Regions from separate parts of the Homo sapiens genome. Here all the other regions are linked to region 1. A link is a contact called in ENCODE Hi-C or POLR2A ChIA-PET data. All regions are on one chromosome and are shown on one strand. Each heading gives the region's core, a stretch centred on a gene start or an enhancer-like site at or near the end of the contact. The rest is flanking DNA. Distances are from core to core; before and after follow the strand shown.

Region 1 (4,584 bases), core at 1,044-3,543:
TGCCAGAGGCAATAAGTCTGCAGCCCCACAAAATGCTAACTTGTCTTCATGTTCTGCTAATTCACAAGATTTATGTTAGTACAGTTTCACTTAAACTACTGACTATACTCAGCTGAGCTCAGAATTCATTCAAATCCCTTTTTTTGACTCCAGAATACATTTCAAACTCAAGATTGTCATCATCTCTTTCTCCACCCAGACTCATAAGCCAGTTCTTTCAATAGTAACCAAAAGAGGTATGAAAAGAAGTGAAATAGTCCATCAAAGTTAGCACAATTAGATAGATATGTGGGCATGTAGAAAAATGACAGGAGAGTAATTAGCATGAATTTTAATACCACATCTTTTGGAAGACTTGCACTACTTTATTGCAACCTTACCACTTGTGAACAATGTTGTCATTGCTGGTCTGTGGCGATGAATAAGCTTCATAGCACCCAAACGCCATCAGAGGTTCTATATTTACCTTACTTCTGCCAACAACCCATGTTCTCGCATTTTCCATGTAAAAGAGCTCTATGTGGGCCAGATTTAATTTAATGCAGAAATACTCTATGTCACTTCCAATAAAAGCAAAAAGGAAAGGGAGATTCACACACTAACTTATCAAGGATGGCAGCTCATGCTGGTGTTTGGAATAGTTTGGAGGTATTGTTTTGTTTACAGAGCCTTCAAGTTCAAAGGAAGGTACATGAGACTGATTAGAATGGCCTCCACAGATCTGTTTTCCAAATAGAAAACATATGCCCTTATGGGGTGAGCTCTTCATTCCCAGCTACAAGTGAATTTGAAAACAGTTTGACTCTGAGGAAGAAGAATGCAATATTCCTTACATAATACCTTTCTGAGGTAGGTCCAGGACAAACTCCTGATGGCCAAGGTAAAAATCATACTAAGTGTCACCAAAGGCTTTGACCTGGTGCTCATGCCAAGAGGAGCCTAAGACACATTCGTATTCAGTCCTCTGCAGATTCTTCAAGGTGAAAACACTGATGCCTATAAAAATTACGTGATTAGACCTAAAACCACAAACAAATCCATGGCCAAGTTGAAACTCTAACGCTGGTGTCTTGATTTATGACTCAATACTTAATATTACGTCATGCTGGACATTAGAATACATTTTTAAAACTTCATTTAGGGAAGACATTGGGAAAAAATAAACTCTCTTACTCTCTAACAAGACTGAAAAGGTATAGAGATAAGTCATGTTTTATTTAATAGAGAGGAAATCCTTATATATGAGTCAAGTTAATATTTTTCTGTGATTCACAGAAGATTCCAGGTGCAAGTAAGATGAATTGTCTCTTGTTTTCCAGTAGAATATTTTCATCCTTTTCCATGTAAGCATGAGTAATATTCAAAATTAACTGAATTGTTTTGTTCTGGCTAAATGCAGGAATGTCATTCTGTAAAAATATGTACTATGAAAAATAAAGATATTAATGATAAATTGGCCAGTCATGAGCTCTTGTCTGTATACAATAAACTGAAAATAAGTGTGAAAATACAGTGCTTTTTAAGTATGTGATTTTTTGAATGAAATAATAATGATTTTGAGTCATTTAAAAGCACTAATTTTGAAAGAAATGAACTTTTCATGGCAGTTTTGGGCATCTGAAAAGTAAGTTCATGGTTTACATCCCATTCTTTTGTAAGGCACCTTCTGGCCCATCTTTTTAAGAGGTGTTTGAGGGATCTGAATCTCTCTTTGGATCTGTAATACATTATAGTCTGCTGATAAGCATCCTATAATTTTTTACTGCATCATTACAAAAAAAAATTGGGGGCAAAGTAGACATTTAAAATAAAGTTTTGTTACTCGAAAACAGACAGTCTCCATCCTCATTCTGAGTAATGTCTGCCTCTATTCAGTTCAACAGCCCACAAAGAGAGTAATAGACAAAGACATGCCAGATTTTAAAAATCACACTCTGAAACCATACCTAGTGGAGAAGCCCAGAAACTGCTTCACTGAACAATGTACTTCTGAAAATATGTTGAAAGGTGGAGTACTATTTTATTTCATTGCTTTTTTCCCCCCTTTCAAAATTTGTATACCAAGTTCCCTTATTTAATAAAGACCTCAGGGCCTTCAAAAATTGATTTGTTTGGCTTTGGCCATGGAGACACTCCGGGCTTTTCCCAGTTCAGATCCTGAAGAGATTCATGTTGACTCAAAAGCCAACTTTCTTTGGCAGATCCCCTACTGGACTCAGCCTTTGTCCTTGCCAGTACCCCCTGGCCCACACTGATGATATCACTCTGAGTCACACACAGGCTTCACATACATGGCTCAGACACAACAATGATGCTGCTGATGACAACCCCACTGTTAATAATCTGTTCACATGGTGATATGAAGCATTACCTGGCTCTGTGTGTTAACAATTAAAACTTGTTTGGTTTTGCTTAAGCACAGACTATCTAGGATTAGACTAAGCATGCTGTTGCTTTCTCTATCTTATCTCTATCTTTGTCATGCATCCTTGGCCAACATATAGGAGAAATCTTTTTGGACATCTTTTAGCCTTTGATTGACCTCTTCTGGCTAAATTAACATGTCTAGGACAAACACAGGTTATGTTTGACACCATTTCTCCTTGAGGCATGAAGATGTACCTCAATGATGAAAGATGAGTATAAACTAACCTTCACAAGCCTTCTCTTGAAGATGTACTACATTGTTGTGGAGTTTCTGTTTAATTGTGCCTGATAATTATATTGCTGAAATGCTTTGCCGAGAAATTTCAAAAGAAGAACTGTGCTCTACAGACTTTATGTCAACAGTTTTTTTTGTATTTCCATGTATGTTTGAACTAAGAACAACACTGGAATTTTCCAAAACTCCATACCAGTGAATGCATGGAGTTACATAGTGACTATTATAGTGTTTGCAAGGTTTTAATGCTAATTATTGCATTTAAGAAGGCATATGTGGAAAGCTGAAACTGGATCCCTTCCTTACACCTTATACAAAAATTAATTCAAGATGGATTAAAGACTTAAATGTTAGAGCTAAAACCATAAAAACCCTAGAAGAAAACCTAGGTAATATCATTCAGGACATAGGCATGGGCAAGGACTTCATGTCTAAAACACCAAAAGCAATGGCAACAAAAGCCAAAATTGACAAATGGGATCTAATGAAACTAAAGAGCTTCTGCACGGCAAAAGAAACTACCATCAGAGTGAATAGGCAACCTACAGAATGGGAGAAAATTTTTGCAATCTACTCATCTGACAAGGGGCTAATATCCAGAATCTACAATGAACTCAAACAAATTTACAAGAAAAAAACAAACAACCCCATCAACAAGTTGGTGAAAGATATGAACAGACACTTCTCAAAAGAAGACATTTATGCAGCCAAAAGACACATGAAAAAATGCTCATCATCACTGACCATCAGAGAAATGCAAATCAAAACCACAATGAGATACCATCTCACACCAGTTAGAATGGCGATCATTAAAAAGTCAGGAAACAACAGGTCCTGGAGAGGATGTGGAGAAATAGGAACACTTTTACACTGTTGGTGGGACTGTAAACTAGTTCAACCATTGTGGAAGACAGTGTGGCGATTCCTCAGGGATCTAGAACTAGAAATACCATTTGACCCAGCCATCCCATTACTGGGTATATACCCAAAGGATTACAAATCATGCTGCTATAAAGACACATGCACACGTATGTTTATTGCGGCACTATTCACAATAGCAAAGACATGGAACCAACCCAAATGTCCAACAATGATAGACTGGATTAAGAAAATGTGGCACATATACACCATAGAATTCTATGCAGCCATAAAAAATGATGAGTTCATGTCCTTTGTAGGGACATGGATGAAGCTGGAAACCATCATTCTCAGCAAACTATCTCAAGGACAAAAAACCAAACACTGCATGTTCTCACTCATAGGTGGGAATTGAACAATGAGAACACTTGGACACAGGAAGGGGAACATCACACACCAGGGCCTGTTGTGGGGTGGGAGGAGAGGGGAGGGATAGCATTAGGAGATATACCTAATGTTAAATGACGAGTTAATGTGTGCAGCACAGCAACATGGCACACGTATACATATGTAACAAACCTGCATGTTGTGCACATGTACCCTAAAACTTAAAGTATAAAAAAAAAAAAGAAATGCAAGCACCCTGGCCAACATGAAGAAACCCTGTCTCTACTAAAAATAAAAAAATTTGCTGGGTGTGGTGACACGTGCCTGTAATCTCAGCTACTCGGAAGGCTGAGGCAGGAGAGTCGCTTGAACCTAGGAAGCGGAAGTTGCAGTGAGCTGAGATCACTCCACTGCACTCCAGTCTGGGCAACAGAGAGAAACTCCATCTCAAAAAAAAAAAAAGAAATTAATCTTAGGCCAATGTTTTAATACAGACATCAATTGAAAGCTTGATAGAAAAATGAAGTGCTCTGATGGATTCTATAGAAAACCGCAAGTTCTGGGCCAGTGGTCATGATGATGAAGCTAAGAGGTCAGTTAGCTGAGTGGTTCAGAGTCAGGGGCTAACACAGGGCAAGTCAGGCTCCATTCCTTTGAGAGTCAACTGGTTCTGTGTA
Region 2 (5,021 bases), core at 2,295-4,794, 340 kb before region 1:
TTTATACTTATGTTCAATGAAAATGTCCTACTGACAGGCAGAATGTCTGGGCAACTTTATAGATAGTGTTCCCACCTCAGGGCCACAAGGTCACAGATTCGTTCCTGATTCTATTTAAAAAACACTCAACAATGGTAAGTTTGTGTGTGCTTTTATGAGCGGGAGCTGTTTTATAGAACCCAAAATCTTAAAGATACTCCAAGGAATCTTGCATGTATGCTGGGCTGTGAATTGGAAAAGCTGCAATATGGGGCTTGCTGCAGAATTGGAGAGTTTCATGGAATCATGAGCAAAGACTGACTATAATAATTCTCAGACATCGTGTCTACACAAGGCCAAAAAGCAGTTTGTTTTCATGGTGGCAATCAAAGCGCTTGAAAGGCATTTCAACCTGCTGTTCCAGCGTCAGTTTACCAGTGAGTGGTCATAAAATGAAACAAGGCAGAGGGAGTAAAAAAGAAAAGAAAGGAGAAAAAAGCAGACCCCACTCAAATCTCACAGACATTTTATAACTATTTTAGACACTGCAGGCCTTTCCTTCTGGGTAGTGCATAAATACGGCTTCTGAGAAGTCGCCGGTAGAATCCCCGAAGGCCCCCTAAGTATAGAAGTGAAATAACCGTCAACACCGTAATGAGCAAACATAGGGGCACTTCTAGCAGAAGGGGATTAGGAAATAGCTCAGTTGGTGGCTACCATAACTTTCTGAAACATGTTGACAAAAAAAACAGAACAATTCAGATCTGATTATCTACCTGGGTTCAACTGCTGTGGGACCAGAGACAGTGGATTATCCTTTCTGAGTCTCTGTGTTGTTCCCTCTGAAATGAGAGAAAAGGGCAAAGTTTTCTTAGAAGTGAAAACATTTACCTTTCACAACTTCAAATGGAATAGGTAACTTGAAATGTGGCAATTATCCATCGTTTTGTGTAAATGATGTACACATAAGTGTCTCTCCCACCCAAGGCTGACACTCAGCCTGTGGTGTAGATGGCTCCCATAGAATGGTACACATGGTGGTCCTGCTCCCACCGCTGAGAAAGAATATTGGGTTCCAACACAGTGGTGGCCTCTTCTACCTATGGCTTGTGAAATCTAAGGATATACACTGTCTCACAACTTGCTTTTCACATATATTATAATCTGGATCAAATTTCAGATGTGTGTGTGTGTGTGTGTCCACAAAACTGAGAAGCTGTTAACCTTCAGGGAGCTTACTCTTCAACTTGCCCCCCATCTGTCTGATCCTACTCCTCTATGAAAAGCAACCGTCTCCAAACTATTTCTAGTTCTATTTCCCTCCTCACAGCACACATGTAAGTTATTGACTTTCCTTCCTCTAAAATTCTGTTTTTCAAACATGCCTCTATACAGTCACTGCAAGTAATTATTACACCTTTTTGTCGAATAACCACAAAGCCACATTTTTGTGGTAAGTGCACAGTAACAGCAAAATGACCTCTTAACTTCATCTCTGAGCCCGTTTCCAAATCTCCGGCAGCATTCCAACACTACAGTGGTGTATATTAAAAGATAGGAATTAACTAGATTTGGAAAGTCTCATTCAGAGAGATCATGGGAAAGATAAATGACTGACGCCTGTCAGGAAATGGCAGGATTCACTTTTAGAATATTTCATACAGAATACTCTAGACTAACTTGCAGGGCTTTGGCATAATTAAGGGAAGTTACTAAACGTTTCTATTCCTTTCAGTTTTTTAGAGTTTTACAGTTTGCAAAGCACTTTTTTTCTCCTAATTATCTCATTTGAGCCTCTGAGATGGGCAAGTTATTATGATCCCCATTTTAGAGATGAAGAAACTGAGGCTCCCAGAAGACCAGTGACTTTCTCAAGGTTTCTTAGCTATAACATAGAAGAGCTTGTATGAAAACACATTGTTCTAATTATACTGCCACAATAATTTCACCTTATCAAAGGTATTCAAACAACTCCATCAAATTGTTAGGCAGACATTCTTAACTGAGGAGGAGAAGTGAAGGAAATGCGTATTAGAGTTATCCAAGGGCTTGTTTGAACACAAGTGCTTGTCTTCATCTTCCTTGCCCTGGAAATAAACATATGCCTCAGAATGGAGGTAGGGAAAGAAGTTTGAGAACATTCCCCAGGTAATTCTAATATGTACCTTCTTGTTGAAAAGCACTGCATCAGGTTTTTGTCTTCTTGCTTTGTCCAGTCCTCTTTGGAGTGGTATACTCACTATACTTATTATATAATAAACAATGAATTTTGTCCAAGTCTGCCTTAAAAGTAAAGGAACTAATGATATAAAGGAGAAAATTGAAAGACAATGTCAAACTATTGGGTGACTTATGTGAAAAGACCATGAATAATCATTTACAAGATTGTGCAGTATCCACTTCAGAAGCAACTTAATGAAGAGCTGATGTTTGAATGTATTAATCATTAGTTCACTTTTTACTGTTCTAGATGATGGCAATGTGGATTCTCATGGTCATTTGAAACCCATGGGGGAAAATGGCTCTTCCTGTATTCAGGCCCTTTGTAGTGTGACTTTGTGGCAACTCCCATCAATAGGTAGATTATTGTTTACCCCTCAAATCTGGGTTGGCCACTATGACTTTCTTTGTCTGACAGCATGTAGGAGAAGTATTGTTGTGGCATTTCCGAACCTAGACCTCAAAAAGGCCTTGCCCTTGTCTTTCTTCTCTTAGACCCTGTCCATCAGCCAGGTGAGCAAGCCTGGGCTAGTTAGCTGAAGGATAAGAGACCATGTGGAGGAAGCCAGAGGAGCCATCCATCTGGGGCCACCCAAGGTCAGCCAGCACCTCTAATCACAGAGCCACGAGGGAGTTAGCCCAGATTTAGAAGGTGAGGATATTGACTTCATCTCTTGATGCAAGGAGTTGCAGTTACATTGCAAAGGGATGCAGATACAGGGAAGGTTGGAGAATTGCAGCCACTTTTGCACAATCTACCACAACTACTGCATTGTAGCTGCTATGCACATTAAATAAGTAAAGACATATGAAACATTTATATCAGGTCCTGACAACAAATAAGTGTTCAACAAGTGTGAGCTATTATTACTGTTTCTAAAATGGATCCCTTATCATGGAGAAGGTCAAATTAATGCTGCCGTGCCTCTTACTCTTAGAAACTGACACTGAAAGTTCCCACATAACTGAGGTTCAATCTATGAGCACATCCAGAAACTCAAGTGAGGGAAAATGCAATCAAACCACATATGAAAAATCAATAGATCCCTAAATAATCTTTCCCTCCTGAATGGAAGCAACACATTTGAAAACTCTTCTCCCTCCACCCCTACCAAAAAAAAAAAAAAAAAAAAAAAAAGCAGTGCATGTTGCCTCTTCTATTCAGGCTGTGACCAAAGGTTTCAATGGTAAAGATGACTCATACCTTAAAGAACTAGAAGAATTTTTTTTATGGCTTCTCTATCCATTGTCTTGCTCTCATAAAACTGCTGAATGACACCCAAGTGTAAAACCCACCAAAGAAATAAGCGCTGGATGACATGTGGCAGATTTTCCAACTCTCCAGGAAAAACTTCAGATCAACTTGTTTCTCTGGAAACTACTCACATCCGGGGGCTGTCCCTGTCCCCTGGGACTCATAAACGTTCCTATCTTCAAGGCACAGGTAAGGGCTTCGCATTCTTTGAGAACAGCAGCCTGTTTATTTCCTCTATGACTATAAAGCAACTTTATTGTACTTCAGTATCTAAAGGAAACAGAGCTCTGGGGTAGAAGGTGCCTTCAGGGAGTCACTGGTCCTATTTAGATGTCCTCAGAGAAGTGAGTTTGAAAGATGTTCTGGAACTCTTTGAAATGCTAGTTAATTTAAAGTTAAAAGGAAGCCTCTTCTCTTGTTCATTGTTCGTGGGGGCAAGAAGCATTTGTATAGTTAAAAAGTGCTTAGAAGATTTAGCTGTACATCAATTATTACCAAGCAATGTTTCCCTATGACTCAGCGACATATTACTCCAGGGCAAGAAGCTGTTCAGACGTTGAGAGAAACTCCTTGCTAATCAGTGGGATTCAGTACTTGACAGCTCCAAGGAGTAGTTGAAATCCCTCCCCTCCCCTGTTATACACACTAAGCTATATACAAATTTGGGCAGAGGAGTCTCAATCCAAAGAGAAAAACACTCATGTGATTAGAGAAGCGTGTTTTTCAACTTTGTTTTAAACATAAAACTAAAGTTTCATTTGATCTACTGGTTAAATTCTAGGTCTGTATTTTCTAAAGTCTGGTGTGGGGAGGAAAGCCCCAATAACAAATAATTCTCTGTGCAAATAGGTTAGGGAAATATTGCATACTATGTTTCACACTTGTGCATTCACAGCCCACTGTGGAATATTAAAGATTTGGAGAAGTCAGACAATACAGAAAGATGATTAGCTGTAACCCAATATTTCCAGAAGATACGTAACCAAGGGATCCTCCTTTGTTTTCTCTTTGAATTATATAAAATAAAACATATTGAGAGATCAAGGAGTCTTTGAGAGATCAGTAGACTTTGAGTAAAGCAGATCATTGTAATACACTTAGAAGGATGCTGTTTTAAGTATGTAACACAATTCCACATCTTTGAAAATAGTATGCACAAATGTTAGGTGACTTTTATAGCTTCAGACTTCTAATTATAAATTGTTTTATGTTTTGGGCCTTCTCTCCGAATCTAAAGAAATCTAAACAATGTATTGGAAACTAATCAAGTAAAAAATGCCTGAAACAAATGATCTGTAAGATTAAGGTACATATGCATAGGGAACAGCATTGCTATAACTGAAGATTGGTAAACTGTGTCACTGGGGCCAACAATGGTTCTAGAAATATCTATGAAAGTAGGGGATTCCTCTTCAGAGTCTTCATCTTGCTCTTTATTTCCCTTGTCCCATTTGACCTCTTGCTGAACCCTTTGCTATCCCAACTATTTCCTTGCCATTCTGCAACATGTGTCTATGAAGCCAGACTGGATGTGTACAAGGTCAGGGCTAAAACACCCTGGCCCATT
Region 3 (4,591 bases), core at 1,454-3,953, 430 kb before region 1:
GTTCGCCCACTGGGGCCCAGCTCTGGTGGACAGAACAGTATTCACTCCAGAGCTCCCTGCAGGGCAGGGGAGGCTTCTGTGGGCTGCCCTCACAGTTCAGCTTCCCCTGTGTCTTCCACAGGGCTTGATCCCTAATAAGTACCTTGAAACTCAGACTCTGTTTTGGCAGCTGATTCTGGAGAACCCCACCAGCAAAGGTTATTAACCTGAAGGAAAGGAAAGATAGAAAGAAAATGAAAGTTAATTCGAAGAAAAAGAATGTGCAGGATGTGGGGCAACATAAGTAAATATAGATTCATCAGTTTCTTAGAGAACATTTTTTATCCTTTGGAAGCTACTTTAAATTATTGTTGTACACAAAGTTGCAGAACAGGAAATAGAAATATCATTGGCCCACAGGCCCAATAACACAGATATGTACAAGTGAGTTTTCCCTAAGACCTGGGCATATCCCTACGTATGAGAGGTACTAGATTGCCATAGCATTTATACGACAGCATTAGAGGAAAAATAATCACTTTTGTCCCCCCCCCACAAAGTACACTCTGAGAGTAAAGTCAAATAAATATAATCTTGGTGAATATTAGAGGGGCACGAAGAAAACAAGCCGCCAAATGAAATTTTATAGGACAGGCATATTCTGAGTACTCAGAGAGAAAGAGAAATTCAAAGGGCTTTTTGAACAAGTGATTCCGGAGACAAATTTTGAAGGAGAAGTTTTGTGGCGATGACTTGGGAGTGGGAAATGATTCCATCACTCCTGTTTCCCAGCTGAGATAAGGGAATTCTGTTAGCTGCACACTGCACGGACAGAAACAGGGTTACCTGGAGAGCCCTGACAGCAATGTTTGTGGTGAAGATGTGGTTCTGGAAGTGAATTTCCATCCAGGCATTGTGCTGACTCTATCACTTAGCAGTTCTGTCATCAATATCTTTGGATTTCAATTTCCTCATCTATAAAACACGATTAATAATGGCTACCTCATAGGGTTATTGTGTGGCTTAAATACATGTGTTTGGGTAAAACACTCCAAATAGGTTGGTTAATGTTATATTCGGGGAAACCTCGATGGGTCAGCTGAGGCACGCCTTTTGGAGGAGGAGAATATTGGCGAACATGGTAAAACCCCGTCTCTACTAAAAAAATACAAAAAAATTAGCCAGGGGTGGTGGCGAGAGCCTGTAATCCCAGCTCCTTGGGAGGTTGAGGCAGGAGAATCGCTTGAACTGGGGAGGTGGAGGTTGCAGTGGGCCAAGATTGTGCCACGGCACTCTGGCCTGGGTGACAAGAGCAAGACTCCGTCTAAAGAAAAAACCACTGGGTAGGCTGGGCTCGGTTGCTCACGCCTGTAATCCCAGCACTTTAGGAGACCAAAGTGGGCAGATCTCCTGAGGTTAGGAGTTCGAGACCAGCCTGGCCAACGTGGTGAAACCCAGTCTTAACTAAAAATACAAAAGTTAGCCAGGCATGGTGGCTTGCGCCTGTAATCCCAGCTAGTCGGGAGGCTGAGGCAGGAGAATCACTTGAAACCGGGAGGCAGAGGTTGCAGTGAGCCGAGATCGCGTCATTGCACTCCAGCCTGGGCAACAAGAACAAAACTTCATCTCAAAAAACAAACAAACAAACAAACAAACAAACCCAAAACCATCAAGGAGCCCTGAACACTCAGAAAAGGTAATTCTAGAGGGAGACAATTAGATCCATGGAGTTGAGTCATCATTAGTTTCATCAAAGAGAAGAAACACGCTGAGTCCTCAGAGACAGCCACTTTCTGAGACCCAGTGTCTGTGCGTTATTCTTTGACAGAAGTTCTCCCTGACGGATGCAGCCGTTGGTCCCAGTCTCTACTTCGTCTTGACTGTGATGATTCTCTACGTATAAAACCCTCCACCAAATTATAAACTAGGGAGACTCAGCTAAATATAGGTGCTCAAAAACATACTGAATTTGAATGTTGGACGGTTTAGTGCCCAGCTTCCCCACACATATTCACAACACATCAAAACACAATAACGTTAGCCCATGTGTCTGTGCCAGTACTTCCCTTTTAAAAAATCAAAAATACAGCCAGCAGATGGCGAGAGTGGATCATATTTGAACTGTAGGTAAACTAGGTTTTCAGTAGTAGTTTTTGGAGACACTCCTCAGTTACTTTTTATTTGTTGTTTGTTTTGGTTTCCTTTTCCTTTGAATGGAATCAAGTTTGCACCTCAGGGCAGAATTAGAAGTAATCACGAAGGTAACTAAGAAAAAAAAAAACAAGGTGAACTAGGGCTTAAGAGCTCTAAATACATCATTTTATTAACTCTCAAACATTTTTTAGGAGGGTAAGTTTGGAAGGGGAGAGGAGTAAAAAGCCAAATAGTTTGGATAATCGCCCAAATGTAGGTAGGTTGATTAAAATAGTCATTCATTTCTGAAGTACTCAGCAATACTGCTTCCAAGATATGTCCCTTATATTTTACTCTCACATATAATTATTGGCCAAAAATTGTGGGCTCAACTCTAGAGGATAAATTTTACAGGTCATAAATGTTCTAAATGTTGTTCTTCTCTGGACTGCCCAAGGCAGCCTGAACAACAGGCTGAGATTTGCTTCAGGTTATCTCTCCACCATCTTCAACGCTCGCCCACAAATGAGATGCCAAGGGTCACTCTGTGTCAGGACTTGGTGAGAAAAGCCACTGGAATGTTTAATTTCTCTCTGGACAGAAAGCTTCTTTGTCCACACATGTATTGTAATGCTGGGACACACAGTTGTCCATGGGGGGAAAGAAAGGGCTACAAAGAATGCAGAAAAAATATATAAGTCAAGCACATAGTTACCTAGGAAGGTAAATGTGAGGATTGGGGAAGTTTACAGAAAATAAAAATTGTTCACAGGATCGCTAAATATTTCCTCACTCTTTAAGATGACATTAAGGTATGTTAATTTTTAAGCTATTTTAATGTTTGAGAATCATGACTCTATGAGAGAGAGAGAGAGAGAATGCCTGTATTTCCAAGTTTGCAAGTAAGTAAGGTCAAGTTAGAAAGTCAGAGACAGGAAGCGGAATGTGTGTGTGTGTGTGTGTGTGTGTGTGTGTGTGTGTGTGTGTGTGTGTGTAGAATATTCCTGTCTGCTTTGTGCCACAAATTCTTGGAAAGGCTGCTGTACGCCTAAGTTTAGCTCCACTATATAGCTTGTTGCAGTTTCTGTACCTAAAAGAAGGGTCCTTGTGTCCCCACAAAAAATCTTTTCAGTTATTGGGTGAGCTATGCCCATCCACTTAGCATAGGTATTTACAAACACAACAACATAGATGACACACATGATAACCATTTTATAAAGAAAGGTTTCAGAATTATTTTTAGCTTGTAATTTTATTCTGATTGATGTCTTCATTGAATATACTGGACAGACTTTTAAACAGTTAATAAAACAACACACCTCTAATATCTGTTTGTGAAAATGTAAACTAGATATGCTTACATAAGGAAAAAAACTAAAGCAAGGTAAAAACGTAGATATTTTCGAAGCAACTCATCTAAAACTAACTTCCAAACATACTTTAAAAGTTTGAATCTAACAATATTCTTCAGAACATTGGTTGACTAATTTAACTAGTTTTTTTTTAAAGCAAAAAAGGTAAAAAGATTTTGGACACAGTATTATATTAATGTGACACCAGAAAACATCTAAAGGTTAAAAATCCAGGAAACTGTCTAGCATACAAAGGCATGTTCATTCATGGAAATACTTTGTTGTGAAAACAAGTAATTGATGTGTTTATGTTCTTAACATTAAAAACATAAAGATACAAAATTGTGCAAATAGTATGAATGCAAAACACCACAAATTAAAACAAATTCATAGACAATATGACTGGGAGAAAATTCATCGATAACTCCATAGCAGAAATACCTGGGGGTGATGTTCTGGTTCATTTATTTCTGAATTTCTCTGTAATTTTCCCCTAGATTTTAATGGCTATTTATTTTCTATTAAAAAGACACGTATAAACATGTAAGTATTCATGTTTTAAGTCATCATTTTGCATAGTTCTGTTTCCAGCCTCAGTTTGTTCTTCTGCAAAATAAAGGCATTCTGGTATCCCACGTGTCTGTATCAAAACAACCCCTTGAGCATTAAAAAAATAAATAAATAAAATGACTAATAAGACATGTATAGACTTTAGAGGTGGCTTGCAATTACAATTTTATTATTAAAATAAGACTTATTAAAATAAGAGAGAAAACATGTATCTTTGGTAATGTGAAAAGAAGAAGAATTCGCAGCTTATTCTTCTCATATCATAAAGTTTTTTCCACCTACAAGATACCACAGTGTCTCACATGGAACCCTTACAGAGTTACTCCTTTTGGTTAAAACATTTGCCTTTATCCCAGCACTTTGGGAGGCCGAGGCAGGCGGATCACGAGGTCAGGAAATCAAGACCTTCCTGGCTAACAAGGTGAAACCTCGTCTCTACTAAAAATACAAAAGTTAGCCGGGCGTGGTGGCGGGCACCTGTAGTCCCAGCTATCCGGGAAGCTGAGGCAGCAGAATGGCGTGAACCCGGGAGGCGGAGCTTGCGGTGAGGCGGAGCT
Region 4 (5,095 bases), core at 1,691-4,190, 380 kb after region 1:
AAAGTTTGAGAATTACTGAATTAGATGACATATAAGATCCCTTTCCATTCTACAGTTTTACAATTCCACAAATTATGAAATTTAGAAAACCACAATGTGTCAGGATCAATTGCTTTGAGAAAATGTGCCATCAATTTAACCATTAAGAGATAATTTATTTGAATTTCTTTCATCTTTATGTCCACACCAAGGAAGTAGAATCAGCTAATGCTTTCATGAGAGACATCAACTACTTGAAATGAATGTGCTTCTTGTCTTTTCCACTAGTAAGTACATGTACACATGTATATAATCAATGCATGCCATTCTAGATAATACATGAAGTTGATAATTTAAATTATCCATACTCATCGTAACCTAGCTTGGTCTGACACCCAGCTTCCTAAGGCTCACAGTTGGGGTGTTCACAGATTAAAAATTTCATTTCAAATTGCCTTAAATATGCAGGAGATAAACTTGCTGCTATAGGTGTAGAAAATAACATGAAATATATTCTGTGGAACTGTTTAAATATAACCCACATAATTGGGCCTCCATGTTAATTTTTTAAAATAACAACATTCACTTAACTTGGCAATGTCCACACTTTAAAATGAAGGTAGAAAAGTATATTTGAATTTGAAAACAAATTCTCTAGCTAAGACTAGCCTCGGGAATTACTTATCATCCCTGATTCCTACACGTTGAAACATTGTTTTAAGAAAGTATTCCATGTTGTTTTTACCAAGGGTACTTTCTTCTCCTGCAGAAGAATGGTGAGAACAGACTTAGAGACAGCACCTTGGGGTTCCAGCTTTTTCTCTGCCACTTGCCAGCGCTGCCTCGATTTCCTCAGCTGTAAATAGAGAAGACTGGGCGAGAAGGGGATCTTATACCATGTATTATGGACCTCTTGGCAGTGTGATAAAGACTATGTCCTGTTCTCAGAATAATGCTTTTTGCTCATAAGTAGATAAAATATATAAAGTTACTCAAAAACCTAATGACAGAAAACACAGTACTCAAAATAGTTTTAAATGTGTGATATAGTAATATATGTATTTTCTTTAGTAGCACACTAAAGAAGAAGATCTAGCAGTGGGTTCAGTAACTACCATAATTTCACAGAAGTGATGGGCAGAGATGATGTCTTGAGATATCTACACTATAATATGATATAAAGACATCTTTGATTTCCACTGTGTCAATATCATGGGTATAGCTGATGTTCTTATGATTTTTTGTCCTCATTTGAAATAGAAAGAAAGAGTATATTTCAATTAGACGTTAGGGAACACAAAAATGTAATTATTTTCCCATCCAAGTTCACAGAATCCCCCTGGATTCTCTCCAAGGATCCTTTGAGTACAAACCTCTGGACCAGATGACCTCACGGTTCTCTCTTCCCCCCTCGAGCCAGTCGTTTCTCTAATCTTCTCTGGCCTTCCACCTTGAGGACCCGAGTCCATCATGTGTATGTGTGTGTGCCTCCCTCTGGGGACTCAAGTTTAACAAGATATCAAAATATTTCATTTGCGAGTCTTGGCTGCTGTACAGCACTTAGCAAAGCAGAGCCAGTTTTCCTAGTTGAGATTGGTCAACACCAGGTTCATTTGTCTAGTATTTCACAAAATATTTTCCCACATTTGTCCCACTGCAGTTTGAAGGCTGTAACTGACAATATAAATGTGCCCTAAGGTGGAAAGTCCGACCCCATTTCCCTGAGTGATCTCCAGGGTTGGCCATTACCATGCAGATGCCCGGAGTCAAGGGATCTCCATAGATCTGCTAATTATTCCCCAGACTTTTCCACCAGCAATAAAAATCCCATTTGTTGCAGCTTGTTTGTAGAACAGCCCCCATTTCCACAGTGGTGGTATTAATTAGCAAAAACCTGTGAAAATGACCAGAGTTTATGTGCTTTAAGGAGAGGGAAAGAAAGGAACCTGGATCACTTCTAAATATTCTTATAAATTCCCCTATTGCAACCAGGAGCTAAAAGCTCACTTGTCTTAGATACTGTGACTTTTAATGCTTGTAGTTCTAAGTGGGAATTAGTGAAGCCAATTAGTGAGTTCCCATTAGAATAGTGACTTGGTGAATCCTGAATGCAAATAGATACATTTCTCAGATAATCAATCACCATTCCCTGATGATCTAGTGGCGCCTGAAACTGAGCCTGGAGAGATCCTGGAAGCACCATTCTTAGAGGAAAGACCCCTGCTAGTGGGGAGCTGTAGAAACAAACCATCCCTCCAGGGTTCCAGAAGATATTCCAGATGATGACACTGGGCACTGGGGACTGGAGAGTGATGAAGGGTGTCCCTGTACTCCAGCCCAGGAGGACACACAAGCTTTAACCTCAGAGACATCTGATATACACACACAGGGACAGAGGCTGAAGGAGAAGAACGAATGAAGCTGTAGACGTTTTCGTCAATGATCTTACCAAGTTTTCCTGTTGGAGCAGCTTTGTTTCTTATATATGTTTGTGCTAATTTTTAAGTGGCCCTATTTTCTGTTTGTTACAGGTTAGCCACAGGAGAAAATGGTCTGTCCTACGCTTAAAAACCCAGTACTTAATCACTTGCTAAGCAAGTGTGACTCTAGCTTTACTTCTGAAGGGTTAACCAAATGGATAAAGGGTAATAATTCTTCCCTCTCTTCACTTTCAATGAGTGTTTCAGAATGTTTTACTCCCTAATTTCTACCTCGAGCCAACAATCACTGCTGACTTTAGCTAAGAATTCTATTTTTTAATATTTTTATAGCTGCAATGTGAGTTTCCCATGCAGTTTTTATTAACTCTGTTTCATTGCAAGGCCTTGCAAGCAAAAACGGCCCTTATTTTTATTTGGAGAAATCTATTTCGGTGACAATCTAGCCTCGGGGTAGCTATATGTCAATCTCTTTGCTTTTTTTCCTGTTGAAACAAGCATGGGAAAGTTGCAAGACAAACGCCACACAGGGCAGGGCTGAAGGAAGCAGCATACCGATCCTCATCTCTGGCCAGCTCAATTCCAGAAAGTGAAAGGAAAGTGAATGCCGAGGAGGTGCAACTATGTAAGGTAGAAGAAAACTTCTGCATGTCTACCCACTTTTATTCCCAACAGATGAAAAGGCTTAAATTCTCACCACTTATCAACTTTTCCCAGAAATGACATTATTTGGGATTATGCCGGGAGGCTGGAGTGTAATGTTTACAAGAAGCAGCATGTCTTCTTAAAAAAGAAATGGGACTAGGTGCCTGGTGATTCTGGACTGCAACCCCATGGCATCCTAAACTCTACTCACTGTGACCCCTTTGGAGATAAAGCCAAAACTCTACTCACTGTGACCCCTTTGGAGATAAAGCCTAGTCCTTCTGAGGTGTCCCACAGGGATTATCAAAATTCAAACCCCAGCACCCTACACTAAGAAATGGCAGTATGACAGCTGCACCAGTCCTAGGTGTGCACATCATGAGGCCACGTTTTCCAAACACACACAAGCTTGTCATCTGAAGCCTTGGCTGCTTGATTGAAAACAGTATTTGGATTCCCAAACCTTAAAGCTAAATTCTGAAAACAAATGGGAAAATATAACAGAGAGCAGGGGAAGTGTGAATATCTTTGAACAAGTCTGACATCGTCCCAGATTTTTACATTATTTCACTTAATCCCCCCGTCAACACTACCAAGTAGACTTAATACTCACCTTTTATATATGAAGATAAGGTTGGCAAGAGAATTAGCAGCCAAAGAAGCAGGTATAACTTATATTCTCTCTTTCTCTAGCACAATTAGAAAAAGACAAAGTTGGAAGCCACCCTAGAGTCCCTCTGGTTTTACCTCTTGTTTTTCAGTTTATGTGCAATAGAAGAGGGACAATCTAGCCCCCCACCTGTTTTTGTAAATGAAGTTTTATGGAGACACAGCCACACTTGTTCATTTACATATTATCTATACTTTTGCATTGCAAAGGCAGGGTTTAATAGCCACAATTAATATCATATAGCCTACAAAACCTAAAATATTTATTGTCTGTCCCTTTACACAAAATATTTGCCAATTCCTGCTAGAGAGCAATTTGAGAAGAACTGACATCTTAATGATATTGAGTTTTCTAAACCATGCATGTGGCATAGTTTTCCATTTATTAGGTCTTCCATGACTGAAATGTTTTGTATTTTTGTGTACAAGTCTTGCACATTTTGTTAGAAATAAGTTTAAGTATGTTATGCTTTTTGACGCTACTTTAAATGGTATTTTTAATTTTATTTTCAATTGTTTGCTGTTGGATACACAAATACTATTGATTTTGTATATCAACCTTGAGTACTGAAATCTTGCTACACTTACATATTAGTTCTAGAAGCTTTTGTGTCAATTTCTCAGGATTGTTACATAGATAAAAATGCCATTTGTGAGTAAAGAGTTGTATTCTTCTTTTCAATCTCTATGCCTGTTTTTCTTTTTCTTGCCTTATGGCACTGGTATGAACTATAGTACAATGTTAATGGAATTGGCCAGAGTAAATATTTTTGCTTTTTTCATGATCTGAAGGTGATTTAATAGCCACCATTAAGTACGAAGTTAGTTGTTGCTTTCTCCCTGGATTTTGAAGTCCACCCTTTCATTTCTTTGTGTCTAGTGACAATGATTTTTTTCACAGAATGAATGAGAAAATGGAGAGCCTAAATAATCTGAATGTGTATTATTGAGTCCTGCCATATGTTCAAGTTTTCTAGAGTTGACTGGTTTGACAAGGCAAAAAGGAGATGGGGGTGGTGAGAGAAAGTAGTACAAAAGTCCGCCTTTCTGTGCTGCTAATTGTTTGAGAGAAAGTCTTGAGTAAGAGCGTGAAATGGCACAACTGCCTTGGAAAACTGCTTGGTGGTTTCTTATGACATAAAACATACACTTTCCCTCTGACCCAGCAATTCCACTACTGGGTATCTACACAAAAGAAATAAGTGCATCTGCCAACAAAAGTCTTGTACATGAACTTTCATACCAGTTTTATTTGCAATGGCCAAAAATAAGAAATAACTCAAATGTCCATCAGCAAGATTAGATGTTTAAAGTGTGGTATAATCATACAGTGGCATACTATTCAGTAGTTAAAAGGAATAAAC

What was found. Hi-C counts contacts between places; a loop is a spot of excess contacts on that map. ChIA-PET counts read pairs that join two places held with the same protein, here RNA polymerase II (POLR2A).
Region 2: a loop to region 1 is called in a map of mammary epithelial cell, with 2.9 times the contacts of the local background. The contact joins two enhancer-like sites. A Hi-C loop is called at or near these places in 1 of 168 maps with a recorded cell type or tissue (mammary epithelial cell). POLR2A ChIA-PET finds 5 or more read pairs at or near these places in 1 of 52 experiments (WTC11).
Region 3: a map with no recorded cell type shows a loop between it and region 1 (2.2-fold over the local background). The contact joins two enhancer-like sites. A Hi-C loop is called at or near these places in 1 of 168 maps with a recorded cell type or tissue (A673) and 1 of 37 single-sample maps with no recorded cell type.
Region 4: a loop to region 1 is called in a map of mammary epithelial cell, with 2.5 times the contacts of the local background. The contact joins two enhancer-like sites. A Hi-C loop is called at or near these places in 1 of 168 maps with a recorded cell type or tissue (mammary epithelial cell). POLR2A ChIA-PET finds 5 or more read pairs at or near these places in 1 of 52 experiments (common myeloid progenitor, CD34-positive).

Annotation. Positions count from the first base shown.
Region 1 is chr20:11,115,665-11,120,248 of GRCh38, reverse strand. No RefSeq gene overlaps it. Among named protein-coding and RNA genes, the nearest start is that of LINC02871, 91 kb to the right of the region's middle. Within about 2 kb of position 2,293, at least 2 of the 41 ENCODE cell types and tissues checked have a DNase peak (open chromatin) inside an H3K27ac peak, as active enhancers do; they include mammary epithelial cell, where a contact is called at or near this core.
Region 2 is chr20:11,454,099-11,459,119 of GRCh38, reverse strand. No RefSeq gene overlaps it. Among named protein-coding and RNA genes, the nearest start is that of LINC00687, 410 kb to the left of the region's middle. Within about 2 kb of position 3,544, at least 8 of the 41 ENCODE cell types and tissues checked have a DNase peak (open chromatin) inside an H3K27ac peak, as active enhancers do; they include mammary epithelial cell, where a contact is called at or near this core.
Region 3 is chr20:11,541,728-11,546,318 of GRCh38, reverse strand. No RefSeq gene overlaps it. Among named protein-coding and RNA genes, the nearest start is that of LINC00687, 330 kb to the left of the region's middle. Within about 2 kb of position 2,703, at least 4 of the 41 ENCODE cell types and tissues checked have a DNase peak (open chromatin) inside an H3K27ac peak, as active enhancers do.
Region 4 is chr20:10,737,645-10,742,739 of GRCh38, reverse strand. No RefSeq gene overlaps it. Among named protein-coding and RNA genes, the nearest start is that of LINC01752, 13 kb to the left of the region's middle. Within about 2 kb of position 2,940, at least 3 of the 41 ENCODE cell types and tissues checked have a DNase peak (open chromatin) inside an H3K27ac peak, as active enhancers do.